Regions from separate parts of the Homo sapiens genome. Here regions 1 and 3 are each linked to region 2. A link is an interaction called in ENCODE POLR2A ChIA-PET data of the cell type or tissue named here. Cell type or tissue: A673. All regions are shown on one strand. Each heading gives the region's core, and the rest is flanking DNA. Links, peaks and the distances in the headings are about the cores only.

Region 1 (3,060 bases), core at 129-2,628, 1.1 Mb before region 2:
CTGGCCAACATGGTGAAACCCCATCTCTACTAAAAATACGAAAATAAGGCAGGCATGGTGGTGGGCACCTGTAATCCCAGCTACTTGGGAGGCTGAGGCAGGAAAATCGCTTGAACCTGGAAGGCGGAGTTTCCACTGCACTCCAGCCTGGGCGACAGAGCGAGACTTTTTCTCAAAAAGGTAAACATGATGCAATGGTAAATAGTCATGGGCTAATTAGAACAAACTACTCCTGTTCTCCCACACCCCTGGAGCTGGGTGAGTAGACCCAGGTGATACTGAGCTTGCTGATGTGGTTAAGAGACCTTGATTGTTTCATGGGGAGTGTAGGTGGGAAGGAGGTCAAAGGTTGTGAGTAATTAGGGTTTTTATTATCTCTTGGCTTATGAGACCAGGTCCTTTGAGAACTTAGTGCTCTGCCAGTCTCCAAAGTGGCTAATCTGACTTATGATGAAATGCCAAACACCCTTTTTGTTTTCCTGTTAAGTCTGTGTGTACAGATTCTATGTTTATTCCCTTATTTTACTTAGCAGGTGTGGGTTTGGTAATTTCTAACCATATTCTGCTTTGGCCCCTCTGGCCTTTCTAAATTAACTTGGTCCACCTCATAAATATATATCTATGAGAGAGAGACACACACACACAGACACAGACACAGAGTCTTGCCTCTGTTGCCCAGGCTGGAGTGCAGTGGCGAGATCTCTGCAACCGCCACCTCCTGGGTTTGGGTTCAAGTGATTCTCATGCCTCAGTCTTCCGAGTAGCTGGGACTACAGGCGCGCACCACCATGCCTGGCTAATTCTTGTATTTTTAGTAGAGATGGGGTTTCAGCATATTGGCCAGGCTGTTCTTGAACTCCTGACCTCAGATGATCCACCCACCTCGGTCTCCCAAAGTCCTGGGATTACAGGCATGAGCCACTGTGCTCTACCATAATTTTTTTTTTTTTTGTATTTTTAATAGAGACAGTTTCACCATGTTGGCCAGGCTGATTTCAAACTCCTGACCTCAAGTGATCTGCTCACCTTGGCCTCCCAAAGTGCTGGGATTACAGGTGTGAGCCAGAAACAACTAATTTCTTAACCTATCAGTAAAGTCTTGGTAACATTTCTAGCCTTTATTATTATGGTCTTCCCTCTTCCGGAGATGTTTTGACGGTGAAGGAAAAACGTTCTTCCTATAGATTAGATTCTTCCACTTGGTTAAAAAGCTGCCTCTGACCACAGTTTTTAAAATACAGCTAACTGCTGCTTATCCAGCATTTTCTTCATGAGTCATGGCTATAGTTTGCTGGTTTAAGCTGGTTTTAAAGGAGGGAGAGAGAAGCTTTTGTCTCCTAAAGAATAGGATTAAAGCGGGACCAGAATGAGCTCAGTAGTTACACAATCATTCAGAGAATGAATCAGAGCTGGAAAGGGGAATTTTGCCTTAGTTTAAGGAATCATATCTACTGTGGCTACAAAGCAACTGTCTGGTCTTGCCGAGTAGTTCATGAACACATCTTTGGTTTTCCAAGGCACTTTTGCTGAATTAGGTCTTCAAAGATTTTTGCTTTTGAAATTATAGTCCCTGAGCAGGAGTGGCCTGCTGAAAGATGGTTATCTTTTTTTGTTTGAGATGGAATATCTTGTCACTCAGGCTGGAGGGCAGTGGTGTGATCTCAGCTCACTGCAACCTCCACCTCCTGAGTTCAAGTGATTCTCCTCCCTCAGCCTCCCAAGTAGCTGGGACTACAGGTGTGCGCCATCATGCCTGGCTAATTTTTTTTGTATTTTTAGTAGAGATGCAGTTTTGCCATGTTGGCCAAGCAGATCTCAAACTCCTGACCTCAGGTGATCCACCTGCCTCAGCCTCCCAAAGTACTGGGATTACAGGTGTGAGTCACTGCGCCCAGCCAGTTATCTGTCTTGAAGGTTAATCAGTCATTAGGTGTGAATCATTCCTAAATGTCCCATCTGATGTATTATACCCTGACATTTTCCTTTCTTCCTCCCACAGCGTGAGTGCATCTCCATCCACGTTGGCCAGGCTGGTGTCCAGATTGGCAATGCCTGCTGGGAGCTCTACTGCCTGGAACACGGCATCCAGCCCGATGGCCAGATGCCAAGTGACAAGACCATTGGGGGAGGAGATGATTCCTTCAACACCTTCTTCAGTGAAACGGGTGCTGGCAAGCATGTGCCCCGGGCAGTGTTTGTAGACTTGGAACCCACAGTCATTGGTGAGTTGACCTCAGTAACCCAAGTGAGATCCCAGGGTGCTGGGACAGGAGGTCTGTCCTGGGGGGGCTCCGCTGGTCACTCACCCACTCTCCCTCCCCGCTCCTTGTCCCTCCTCCTCCTCCCCCATCATGTTCTCCAGATGAAGTTCGCACTGGCACTTACCGCCAGCTCTTCCACCCTGAGCAACTCATCACAGGCAAGGAAGATGCTGCCAATAACTATGCCCGAGGGCACTACACCATTGGCAAGGAGATCATTGACCTCGTGTTGGACCGAATTCGCAAGCTGGTAAGTATAGTACTTTAAATAAAGTGGGATGAGAGTTTCTTTTGCAGTTCTGAGACCAAACTACAGAAATCATTCTTTGCAACTAAAATGAGACTATTTGCATTGCAACTAAAATGTATCTGTTCACTAAATTAATTGGATTTCTGAACCAGATGATCTTGGATTTATGGGACAACTATGGGGTAGAAGTAAGTGCTCTTTAGCCTATTTTGCTTCAAGCTGAGACACCCCTTTTGAGGTCATCTTAGTCATACTGAGTGAGTAGGTAGCTGACTTCTACATGTAACTAATTGATCAGAGTCATTTTTTAAAAATCTGGGATGGTTCCTTCATGTCAATACAGAAAGTTCAGAGAACAAGAAGCCAGTGTCACACTGACAAGAAACAGCCAATACTGGAAACTTCCAGTACTGCTGAAAGTGGAGTCGGGAGCTTCCTTATGAAGTGTGCTGTTTGGATCACTTTAATTAAGAGCCTGGCAATCAGATGACTCTTTGCTCCTTAGGCATGTGGGCAGCTTGTAAGTAATTAACCAGAGATCAAGCATGA
Region 2 (3,060 bases), core at 167-2,666:
CTCCATCTCAAAAAAAAAAAAAGTGTATTTTGGGCCAGGCGTGGTGGCTCAAGCCTGTAATCTTAGCACTCTGGGAGGCTGAGGCAGGCAGATTGCTTTAGCTCAGGAGTCCAAGACCAGCCTGGGCAACATGGTGAAACCCCATTTATACAAAAAATACAAAAATTAGCCAGACGTGCTGGTGTGTGTGCCTGTAGTCTCAGCTACTTGGGAGGCTGAGGTGGGAGGATGGCTTGAGCCCCGGAGGCAGAGGTTGCATACATTTTATGGTATGCTAACTGTACCTCAATAAAGCTGTTAAAAGCAAACACTGTGTTATTGTTGCTAGTTGCCAGAAGTTGGAACAGGAGAAAGTCTGTGTGAGGAGTGGGAATTTATCGATATTTAGCACTCTTTTTTTCTGTGAGGCAGAGTCTTGCTCTGTCACCCAGGCTGGAGTGCATTGGCACCATCTCGGCTCACTGCAACCTCTGCCTTTCGGGCTCAAGTGATTCTCTTGCCTCAGCCTCCTGAGTAGCTGGGACTCCAGGCAGGAGCCACCACACCCGGCTAATTTTTTGTATTTTTAGTAGAGACCGGGTTTCACCATATTGGCCAGTTGGTCTTGAAATCCTGAGCTCAAGTGATCCACCTGCCTCTGCCTCCCAAGATGCTAGGATTACAGGCATGAGCTACTTACCACACCTGGCCAAGCACTCTGTTTTTTTGTTTTTGTTTTTGTTTTTTAAAAGAATATATAAAATGGGCTGGACGCAGTGGCTCACGCCTGTAATCTCAGCACTTTGGAGTGGGGGTGGGTCACAAGGTCAGGAGATCAAGACCATACTGGCTAACATGGTGAAACCCTGTCCCTACTAAAAATACAAAAACAATTAGCCAGGCTTGGTGGCCGGTGCCTGTAGTCCCAGCTACTTGGGAAGCTGAGGCAGGAGAATCACTTGAACCCAGGAGATGGAGGTTGCAGTGAGCCAAGATCGCGCCACTGCACTCAGCCTGAACAATAGCATGATAGTCTGCCTCAAAAAAAAAAATCTATTTATCTATCTATCTATCTACCTATCTACCTATAGAGAGAGAGAGACAGAGGTCTTACTATGTTGCCCAGACTGGTCTTGAACTCCAGGACTCAAGCGATCCTCCTGTCTTGGCCTCCAAAGTGCTGGGATTACAGGAGTGAGCCACTGTGCCTGGCTAACACTCTTTTTTTTTTTTTTTTTTTTTTTTTTTTAGAGATAGAGTCCCTCTGTCACCAGACTGGAATGTAGTGGCACAATCTATAGCTCACTGTAACCTCAAATTCCTGGTCTCAAGGGACCTTCCCGAGTAGCTGGGACTGCAAGTGCATACCACCACTTCCTGGCTAATTTTTAAATTTTTTCTAGAGACAGGGTCTTGCTTTGTTGCCTGGGATGGTCTCAAACTCCTGGGCTCAAGTGAGCCTCTCACCTTGACCTCCTAAAGTGCTGGGATTACAGGCATGAGCCACTGTGACCAGTTTAGCTTTCCTTAAACATAGGAAAGAACCCCCCCTTAATCAATTTCATCAAACATGACTGATTTTTGTTTGTTTGTTTGTTTTTGAGACAGGGTCTCGCTATGTCACCCATGCTGAGTGGGGTGCAGTAGTGCAAGCATGGTGCTCACTGCAGTCTCCTGGGTTCAGGGGATCCTCTGGCCTCCCAAGGAGCTGGGACTACAGGTTTGAGCTAACATGCCTGGCTAATTTTTTTATTTTTAGTAGACAGGAGGTCTCCTTATGTTGGCCAAGCTGGTCTAGAACTCCTGGGCTCAAGAGATCCTCCTGCCTTGGCCTCCCAAAGCATTGGGATTACAGGCATGAATCGCTGTGCCTGGCCTGATTTTGTTGTACTGCGAGAGAATAAAATGCAGTATAACCTTAATTGTTTGGGGGTCTATTAGATTCTTATGTATTTATTTATTTATTTATTTTTCTAAAAATATAGATGGGGTCTCACTATGTTGACCAGGCTGGTCTCTAACTCCTGGCCTCAAGGGATCCTCCCATCTCAGCTTCCCAAAGTGTTGGGATTACAGGCATAAGCCACCGCACCCGGCTGACATTATGTAAACACTCTTTCTATTCTCCTTGAATTTCTCCTAATTTCTCCTTGAAGTGTACAGGGAAAATAAAAGGAGCTAGAATTCAAAGCCATCTAAATTCTATCTGGCTAATAGCTGTTTGATAAAACCTCCATAGGGAACAAATGAAAACTTTTTTTTTTTTTGAGATAGAGTTTCGCTTTTGTTGCCCAGGCTGGAGTGCAATGGTGCAATCTTGGCTCACCACAACCTCCACCTCCCTGGTTCAAGCAATTCTCCTACCTCAGCCTCCTGAGTAGCTGGGATTACAGGCAAGTGCAATCATGCCCAGCTAACTTTTTGTATTTTTAGTAGAAACGGTGGTTTCTCCATGTTGGTCAGGCTGGTCTTGAACTCCCGACCTCAGTGATCCGCCCGCCTCGGCCTCCCAAAGTGCTGGGATTACAGGCGTGAGCCACCATGCCCGGCTTGATTTATTTCTTAAATGGCTTTATTAAACCTGATATAAAGAGATTAATGTCAAATTGGAGCTTGTTATATCCACAGTCGGTGTCAGGTGAAATTGTCATTTGAAGTCAAAGCTACCCTAAATACAGTCAAATATCATGAAAGTGATTTCTAAAATAAACAAAAATGTACTTGGTCACAGAAAGTTTAAAAAGAAAATTGCAGTCTGTAAACTTCAGATTCACTACCTACCTCTCTGGCTCGATGGAGCTGTGCGCGCTCAATCCTAGAGATGATATCCTTTACTGAGAATGGGATCTCAAGGTTAGGGAGCATCAAAGGACTAAGGATATTTTGGGGCTCTCTTCTCATGATGGTGGAATCCTTGATGCATTTTTCTGATTCAGGGTCATTGTCTATCTCATTTTTCATTTTGAAGAACATTTTGAAAATGTGGGTGATTTCGTTTTATTTCTTCTTTTTCACAGAATCTACAAAAATGCTAATAAAGATATCCAGTAGGAAGCTAGGAGAGGTCTTTCCTGATCCTAG
Region 3 (3,060 bases), core at 129-2,628, 200 kb after region 2:
GGTTTGGGTTGCTCTGGTGGGTGGAGAACAGATGCCCATAATAAGACCATGTTAGCTAGAATTCCGTCTTAACCCAGCTGCTGGATTCTATATTTACAGCCCCTACTGCCTAGCTGGATTTGTGCCAAACTTTCTGTAGAACATTATAAATTTGGAGGATAGAGGTGGGGTTTGATGAAGTGACATGTAAGAGAAAAATCTCTTAATTTCCAGAATTTATATTTGCTCACCTTTAAAATCAGTTGATTGAATGAGACGATTGCTGTCTCATTAAATTAAAATTTGTTTGTGCTGGGCGCGGTGGCTCACGCCTGTAATCCTAGCACTTTGGGAGGCCGAGGCGGGCGGATCACGAGGTCAGGAGATCGAGACCATCCTGGCTAACACGGTGAAACCCTGTCTCTACTAAAAATACAAAAAATTAGCCGGGTGTGGTGGCGGGCACCTGTAGTCCCAGCTACTCGGGAGGCTGAGGCAGGAGAATGGCGTGAACCCAGGAGGCGGAGCTTGCAGTGAGCCAAGATCGCGCCACTGCACTCCAGCCTAGGAAACAGGGCAAGACTCTGTCTCAAAAAAATAAAATAAAATAAAATAAAAATAAATAAATAAAATTTGTTTGTCTTTGTTTTTTTTTTTTTTGAGATGGAGTACCACTCTTTTGCCCAGGCTGGAGTGCAGTGGCTTGATTCTCCTGCCTCAGCCTCTCAAGTAACTGGGATTATAGGTGCACGCCACCACGCCCAGCTAATTTTGTTCTATTTTTAGTAGAGAGGGGGTTTCACCATGTTGGCCAGGCTGGTCTCAAACTCCTGACCTCGGCGTCCCAAAGTGCTGGGGTTTCAGATGTGAGCCACCATGCCCAGCCATTAATTTAAAATTTGTGGTCATCCTTCAGGAGTAGCCTTTCTGAAGAGGTGACATTTGAGCTGAGACATGAATGAGGAGAGGGAGCCAGTTTATAAGAAAATCTAGGGAAAGTGTTTTTTAGGCACAGGAAATGATTGGTGCAAGGATCTTAAAAAGCTTGGTATATCTGAAGAACTGCAAGAATTGTGAGTCCAGTGAGTTAGGAGAGTGGTGGGAGATCGGGACCATTGACACAGGCAAGCAGGGCCAGATAATGATTGCTCTTGGGGGCCAGAGGGTGTATCCTCTGTGTTACTTAAATTTTAAACAACTGAGTAATTTAGGACCATCAGGAAGAAAAATTAAGAGAGGTTAAGAGAAGACATTTGAATATTCCAGTGGAAATATATGCTAATCGGGGATTAATTATCTTCCAAGATCCTCTTACTGCTTTCTCTCTTTTATCTGTTCTCTGCCTTTTAACTGGTGAAAGTAAGGGGGCAGAGGAGATAGGCATTTCCTGTTTCTCTCTCTCTCTCTCTTTCTCTGTCTCTCTCTGAGATAGTATCTTACTTTCTCAGGCTGGAGTGCAGTGACGCCATCATGGCTCACTGAGACCTCAAACTCCTGGGCTCAGATAATCCTCCTGCTTCAGCTTCCTGAGTAGAAGCTACAGGATCATGTTACCGTTTCTGGATAATTTTTTTTTTTTAATTTTATGTAGAGGTGGGATCCCACTATGTTGCCCAGGCTGATCTCGAACTCCTGGGCTCAGGCGAGCCTTCTGCCTTGGCCTCCCAAAATTCTGGGATTACACTTGTGTTTCTGCTTTCTCTCTGTTTTTGAAGATGCCATTTGTGGCCCCCACTGGAGAAGTAATTGAGGACAGTTGTGGCCCAAGGAGTGATTTTTTTTTTTTCTTTTTCCTGAGACGGAGCCTTGCTCTGTTGCCCAGGCTGGAGTGCAGTGGCGTGATCTCAGCTCACTGCAACCTCCGCCTCCGGGGTTCAAGCAATTCTCTTGCCTCAGCCTCCTGAGTAGCTGGGATTACAGGCACGCACCACCATGCCCAGCTAATTTTTGTATTCTTAGTAGAGATGGGGTTTCACCATGTTGGCCAGGCTGGTCTCGAACTCTTGACCTTGTGATCTACCCACCTCGGCCTCTCAAAGTGCTGGGAATTACAGCTGAGAGCCACCATGCCTGGCATGAATGTTGTTTTAATTGTCACAGCATCTGCTACTAGAGGATCATTATTATGATCATTTCCAGTGAAAGCATGTTTAAAAACAAACAAGAATTTAGACTTTAATATAAAATGTGTAGATTGATCAAAATTTGATGTTATGAAATTTTAGTGTATTTATAGACCAGAACCCATCTAGGAAACTCCACTTTCAAGTTAGATTTCTGTGTGCTATGGTTTGAATGTGTTGCCTCCAAAATTCAGGTGTTGCCAATGTGATACTTTTAAGAGATGGACTTTTAAGAGGTGAATGGACCATGAGGGCTTCTCTCTTGGGAGTGGGATTAAGGCCCTTATAAAAGAGACTTCACACAGGTTCAGCTAGCTTGCCCTTCTGCCTTCTGCCCTTTGAAAACTCAGCAAGAGGGCCCTTACCAGACACCAGATGCTTTGCTGTTGGACTTCTCAGCCTCCATAACTGTGAATAATAAATTTCTGTTCTTTATGAATTGTGCAGTCTCAGATTTCTGTTATAGCAGCACAAAATAGGCTAAGACAGTTTTTTCAAAGAGCAGGAATTCAATAATCTGTTTTACTTCTCCATGGACTTTGAAGGCCAAGAAACTAGAAGCTAAATTTAATGCCCAATTCTTGAACCTGAAGTTATTCTAGCCTTTTATGATATTGATTTTTCTTTTTGTTTACCCATCTGATTTTTTTTTTTAAATCCTAATCTTTTCCCCATTGTATTCCTTTTTTAAAATTCTTGGGGGTGAGATCCAAATTATGCATGATAATTTTTTTTAATTTATTTGAGACATTGTCTCTGTCTCCCTGGCTGGAGTACAGTGGCATGATCTCAGCTCACTGTATCCTTTGCCTCCTGGGCTCAGGTGATCCTCCCACCTCAGCCTCCTGAGTGTATCCTACAAGCACTTGACACCACACTGGCTAATTTTTCTTTTTCTTTCTTTCTTTCTTTCTTTTTTTTTTTAATAGAAACATGGTTTTGCCATGTTGCCCAGACT

What was found. ChIA-PET counts read pairs that join two places held together with the same protein. Peaks named below come from ENCODE experiments on the same cell type or tissue, not always from the same donor. Only the 100,000 strongest peaks of a DNase experiment are listed, where the experiment ranks them.
Region 1: POLR2A ChIA-PET joins it to region 2 with 5 read pairs; 1 of 35 experiments calls an interaction of 5 or more read pairs at or near these places.
Region 3: POLR2A ChIA-PET joins it to region 2 with 13 read pairs; 1 of 35 experiments calls an interaction of 5 or more read pairs at or near these places.

Annotation. Positions count from the first base shown.
Region 1 is chr12:49,267,466-49,270,525 of GRCh38, forward strand. It overlaps TUBA1C (tubulin alpha 1c), which reads left to right. Exons shown (of 4, transcript NM_032704.5): 2 at 2,000-2,222; 3 at 2,363-2,511. Among named protein-coding and RNA genes, the nearest start is that of TUBA1C, 3.9 kb to the left of the region's middle. In A673, for the core only: no CTCF peak of the experiment used is centred there; a DNase peak (open chromatin) is centred at 1,326; H3K4me3 peaks cover 1,552 bases; H3K27ac peaks cover 1,977 bases.
Region 2 is chr12:50,393,533-50,396,592 of GRCh38, forward strand. It overlaps FAM186A (family with sequence similarity 186 member A), which reads right to left. Exons shown (of 8, transcript NM_001145475.3): 1 at 2,761-3,060. The coding sequence starts at 2,952. Among named protein-coding and RNA genes, the nearest start is that of FAM186A, 1.5 kb to the right of the region's middle. In A673, for the core only: no CTCF peak of the experiment used is centred there; a DNase peak (open chromatin) is centred at 1,299.
Region 3 is chr12:50,588,614-50,591,673 of GRCh38, forward strand. The region is part of intron 1 of DIP2B (disco interacting protein 2 homolog B); the gene reads left to right. Among named protein-coding and RNA genes, the nearest start is that of DIP2B, 85 kb to the left of the region's middle. In A673, for the core only: no CTCF peak of the experiment used is centred there; a DNase peak (open chromatin) is centred at 1,418; H3K4me3 peaks cover 459 bases; H3K27ac peaks cover 2,229 bases.